Regions from separate parts of the Homo sapiens genome. Here region 1 is linked to region 2. Evidence: chromatin loops called from intact Hi-C (ENCODE). Cell type or tissue: PC-3. All regions are shown on one strand. Each heading gives the region's core, and the rest is flanking DNA. Links, peaks and the distances in the headings are about the cores only. Region 1 has its middle 150 kb from the start of TNFRSF19. Region 2 overlaps MIPEP (mitochondrial intermediate peptidase).

Region 1 (3,035 bases), core at 236-2,735, 76 kb before region 2:
GAAAGTACTAGGGGCAGCTGCAGGGCTACAGGCCTTTGAAGACATTGCTCAGTCTCTTCAGATAGTTTCTTTCACATGTTCTATACCTTGGTTCCCCAAAACAACTCCTCCATTAAGACTGCTCAAAATTGAAATAACACTGTGGCACAGATGTTTTGCCCATCAAATTCACAAAGATCAAAAAGGAAGGACTGAATAGGCAGAGTGGGTATGTGTTAAGAAAACATGTTCTCATACACTGTACTACTTGTGGCAATATAAACTGATAAAACTTTGTAGAGGGAAATATGGCCAAGTGAGTCAAAAGTTTTAAACCTGTTAATATCATTTGGCTCAGAAATTCTACTTGTAGGGATTTATCTTAAGGAAATTTTCACAAATGTACACAAAGATTAATTACAAAGATGTTTAGCTTCAATGTTGTTTGGAAACTAACATAACGTGCAATAGAGGCCTGGTGAACTGAGTACTGGGACCTTCACACTGCACAGGGGAGCAAGAACCTCTTCTCTTGCCTCTGCTTTGTGGGATTTTCCAAAATCCTCCTGGCTTCTTTTCCCTTCCCTTCCTTCTTCCCAGAGCAGGGGCCAGCTTTACCTCAGTTGGTAGGTCACACACATTGGGTGGAGATGGTCAAAGGTCCTCTGCTTGGACAAGTTGCTCCCTGTCTTCATTCCTCTGGCCAAGGCCAGTGTTAGGTGGGGACTGGTGAGCTGTCTGGCCCCACAGGGCTAAGCTTTCCTTTAGGTGGGTTTATCCCACTTCTCAACAGTCTAACAAAGAACAGATTCCACAAGCCCACTTCGTCTCTTGCTGCAAGCTATGCCTTCCGATTCTGCCTTCATTAGAAATAAGGGTGATATTTTGGTTCTCCACCTGCTATTTCTCGATTTGGGTGGGGAAGATGGGTGCTACTTACTGAACTCTCCCAAAGACCTTCAAGAACACTGAGCAGAATACCATCTAGCCATAAAAACTGATGTAGAAAAATACTTATGATTGGAGGAAAATCATGGGATTTTAAAGCAAAATAGCAGGTTACAAAACAGCATGTAATAAACAGCTGAAAAAAAACAGGGGCATAGCAATGTATTGTGGTTATTTTCATCTTGCTTTAACCTGTTTGATTTCAAGCTTTATTTTATTTGCACGCAAAGCATCCTAACTGCTGTTGGCAGTCCTTGTGTGCTATGAGACATCCTCACAGTATCCTTCTAAGAAATTCACTGTTTTACTCAAGCTAGTTGAAATTTGCATTCTATCACTGCAGTTAAGAGAGTAAACAAATAAAATGTTCATGTTTCTAAAAACCCTGAAGAAGACAGATTGACAGAGCTACCTTGTATAGCCAGAGAAAAGCAATTTACCTTCCAATTTTCTCAATATGACAGTATTTCATCTATCTCTGAAGATATAAAGACTAAATTAAAAGTGGTAATGTGGACATTAATAAGAAAAGAAAGGGAAATAAGAATTATGAGGATTCATATGTGCTAAGTACATTCAGAAATTTACAATTTCCTAACAAAATGGAAATGTTCTATCAGTTGGAAAAGCATGCAGAAACAATTGTACTTCCATTCAGACATTACCTTTTGAAGCCTGTCACCCCAGTGAGTGAGGGAAGGAAGTAAACATATCTACCAGAGGCAGGAAAAAAACTTACTTCAAAAGATCACTTAGCAAGAACTTCTTAATTATCAACGAAGCTTTGGTGAAGATGCAGCCAGCTGGATATCATACAACAGACACTATATTAGTCACTAGTTAAATAAAGATGAAAGGATACAAGTCCTGACTTCAATTTGCCCACAGTTTAGTGGGGAGATAAACATGGATAAAGTATAATTATAGGTTTCATTTCGTATGCTGGGTACAATGGTGTGTGCCTGTAGTAGTTACAGCTACTCAGGAAGCTGAGGTGGATTTTTGAGCCCAGGAGTTTGAGGCTGCAGTGAGCTATGGTCACACCTATGAATAGCCACTGCATTCCAGCCTGGGAAACATAGCAACACTCTATCTCTTAAAAAAATTTAAAAGAAATTGGATCACGCAATTATGGAGGCTGGCAAGTCCAAAATCTGCAGGGTTGGTTGGCAGGCTGAAAACCCAGGGAAAGACAATGCTGTGGTACAGGTCTGAAGGCAGGCATGTGGACACCCAGGAGAAGCTGATGGTGCAGATAAAGGCAAGAGGCAGTATTCTCAAGAATCCCCTCTTGCTTGGGAAGGTTGGTCTTGTTCTATTCAAGCCTTCACATGATTGGACAGGGCCCACCTATATTTGGAGGGCATTGTTTTACTCAAAGTCCACTAATTCTAATGTTATTTTCATCTATAAACACCCTCACAGAAACACCAAGAATAAATAATGTTTGTCCACATATCTGGGCACTGTGGCCCAGTGAAGTTGCTACATACAATTAAGCATCACAGTGTCTGTCCTAAGAATGTGTGGTGCACAGCCCTGAACATGGGACTGTGATGCTCCGTGATGGTGCAGGGTGTGTAATACATCACTGCGTTACAGACCTATAGACTGTACCGCAGAAAGAGTGAATGTGAACCAGTGTAACCTGTGGACCCTGGGTCAGTGTAGGTTCATGGGTTGTAACGTGTACCGCTCTGGTGGATGTATGCACATGTTACACAAGAGTGTGTAATACATACTCTTTCTACAGACCTCTGGGGTTGGTGCCCTGCAGCATCACACATGGCCTGGTCTGGCCTCCTGTGCTCCTTGGGGGGCAGCTGACCATGAGGTCAGATGAGCATGATGTGCCATCCCATTGCTCTTCCCATCACCCTGGCCAGGCTTTGTGAATAATCTGTGTTCCTTGCTTCTATTTCCTCATCATTTGTTCCTTACTTTTTCTCTTGGCTTCTCGCTCCATTCACCATTCCCTCAGTTCTAAAATTCCCTGGGAGCCCAGTGTCCTCCCTGATGCCTTGCAGTGCTGAGCGCTGTCACCATTCTACCACTCAGAACCCTTTCCTCTCTCTGCCATGATCCATGCTCTCTTGTGGTGTCTTCAG
Region 2 (2,721 bases), core at 1-2,500:
GCTATAAATTAAGATTTGTGTACTTTATGTACATTATATCTCAATAAAAATGTAAAAACATTTCTCAGTAAATATTTATTGGGTACATACTACTAACTGTTCAGGGCCCTGGGAAAACAATAAACAAATCAGAAATGAGCCATGCTGTTCTTTGAGGTTCACTCCAGTTGGGAAGATAGAAATGAATCAAATGGCATCAATACATTATAAACTGAGATGACCCATCTTAAGGGAAGGACCCCAGCCCTGGGAGACTGTAACAGAGGCTGGCCAGGTCTGGAGAAATGATGGTTCAAGCAGAAGGCAAAGGGAGCAGAAAGAGAGCACTCCAGGCAGCAGAAACAAGTGCCAAGACTCCAGTGCCAAAGGAAGCAGGCTGTGTCCTGCTGGAGGAAGCTTGGGTGACCAGACCACGCAGGAACTTGCAAGTGGGCAAAGGACTCTGGCCTTTAGCTTAAGATCAATGGAAGCCATTGAGGGTTTTAAGGGAAGGGACGTCACACTCAAATCTGTATTTAGAAAAGACCTCACTAATGTTGTGTGGATTTGAGAGTTGTATAGCAGATACTTCCTAGGACGCTCATTAGGGGAAGACTGTGAGTCCAGTCTAGAGCTGCTCTATCCATGAGAAAAGGCAAGAAGAATATTAAGAGGAGGAAGTGACTGAGAACTGCAGATTTTATGTCTTTAAATTTATGTTGAACCGAGGTAATTCATCTTCAAATCAGTGTGATATAGTACCCCAGGCTGCCTCCAGAGAAAGGGACCTGAGGAGGAGGGAGACTGTATTGTAAAGCTTTTGACACCCTGTGATTTTTTAATCATGCATATGTATTACTTACTCAACATAAAATTAAAATTAAAAATTAACAACACTCAACTGGAGCCTTCCTCATATTGCTAACGCTGCCTTAACTCCCTGTTGGTGATAAGGCATAAAGGTAAAGAGGCATCACAATGGTCCCTGTGTCCGGCTCTCATTCCTTGTGAGTAAAAACGGGACTTACCTCAGAAAATTACCAGAGAAAACGCTTCCTGAAATAGAAACAGCCTAAATCTAAAAGACACATGTGCATCATTTAAGATACAAAAGTTTACCTGGTAAAGAAATAACTTCTACTAATAGCCTGGATTTTTAGTTCCTTATATCTAGCTTGTCAAATTGCAGGCCGAGAAGAAAAAAAGGGCAGCATTATTCATGAAAACCAAGACAAAAATGAAAGTTGGTGATTTGGCTCAAAGGACCATATTAAAAAAACAACCGGGTAGTCATAATTTCCTCATGTTTTAAATCACTGAAATCTAGAGTTGCAGCTGTCCCACAAACTGAAACCATATAAATTTTTAGAAAATGAGTCAATCATGAGATTAAAGTTTCAATTTATAACACTTCTGTGTTTTAGTTACAAAGTCATAAATAAACCTAGCATGACACAGAAAGTAAATATTTTTTCAGTTGTTTATGCAGGCAAAGAGGAAAGAAATTTAACATGCAATTAACCACTTAGGTGTTTCTAGATATGCACCATATGGTCTTTCTTCGTATTTAAGATAAAAACAAAAATAAATATTGTTTTCTTTAACCTGATGTTTGCTTAGCAACATCAAATATTCCAAGCTAGCTCAGCCCAGGCACTAACTTCACCTCATGGAAGAGACTTTCCATTTGCAGGAGAGCTGGGGCATAAGAATAGGAGGAAACTTCTTCCCCAGGGCGAAGAAAAAAAAAAAGAATAGGAGGAATAAGCATTTTTACCAAATAGTTTAAATTGAATACTCTGGAGAGAGAGCAGTAAATATTTAACCCGCCTGGGGCTCCAGTCCTATTGTTTAATAGACAATATATTTGTTTATACATTTAAAAACAGACCCTTATGCCATTCTTTCAACCAACATCTGAACAAGTGTGGGATAAAAATAGCCAAGGTCCAAAGCAACCCTAAGATTTCTGTATAAGGACTCCCCATATGATCACGGTTACTTACCTGTCTTAGTTTAAAAATAACTAATGGGAACAATCTGATTGACATTTTAATCTAGATGACAGAAATCACTTAATGGATAATTATTTTCTTATCTTCATGTCTTATCAACTATTCTAAAATTAACGCTTTTAAGGTAAAATCATTATATACTTGATGCTACATGAGGTCAATACGTGGTGCTACACTTTTATATTAACAACTGAAATAAAGTTGTAAAGTCACCCATGAACAGCTTTAAGATATACAGTTAAAATTAAAAACACAAAAACATTTGAGAAGCTGAGGTAGGAGGACCACTTGAGGCCAGGAGTTTAAGACTAGCCTGTGAAACATAGTGAAACCTCATCTCTACCAAAAAAAAAAAAAAAGCTGGGAGTGGGGTGTGGTGATGAGCGCCTGTAGTCCTAGCTACCTGGGAAACCGAGACAGGAGGGTCAGTTGAGCCTTGAGGTTAAGGCTGCAATGAGCCATAATCATGCCAATGCACTCCAGCCTAAGTGATGGAGCAAGACCCTGTCATACATATACACACACAATTGTTAATATGCTTGAGTGTTTAAATGTCACCTATCTTCATATATTATATATATATGTGTGTGTGTATATGTATATACATGTATGCTCTATATATCGAACAAAGAAGCTCTTAAAAATTGACTATCGGCAGGATGCAGTGAGTCACGCCTGTAATTCCAGCACTTTGGGAGGCCGAGGTGGGCGGATAACTTGAGGCCAG

The links. Hi-C counts contacts between places; a loop is a spot of excess contacts. Peaks named below come from ENCODE experiments on the same cell type or tissue, not always from the same donor. Only the 100,000 strongest peaks of a DNase experiment are listed, where the experiment ranks them.
Region 1: it touches region 2 in a loop (5-fold over the local background); 2 of 110 quality-filtered maps call a loop at or near these places.

What each region holds. Positions count from the first base shown.
Region 1 is chr13:23,717,476-23,720,510 of GRCh38, forward strand. No RefSeq gene overlaps it. Among named protein-coding and RNA genes, the nearest start is that of TNFRSF19, 150 kb to the left of the region's middle. In PC-3, for the core only: no CTCF peak of the experiment used is centred there; no DNase peak of the experiment used is centred there; H3K27ac peaks cover 669 bases.
Region 2 is chr13:23,793,490-23,796,210 of GRCh38, forward strand. The region is part of intron 16 of MIPEP (mitochondrial intermediate peptidase); the gene reads right to left. Among named protein-coding and RNA genes, the nearest start is that of PCOTH, 94 kb to the right of the region's middle. In PC-3, for the core only: no CTCF peak of the experiment used is centred there; a DNase peak (open chromatin) is centred at 1,332; H3K4me3 peaks cover 1,478 bases; H3K27ac peaks cover 2,385 bases.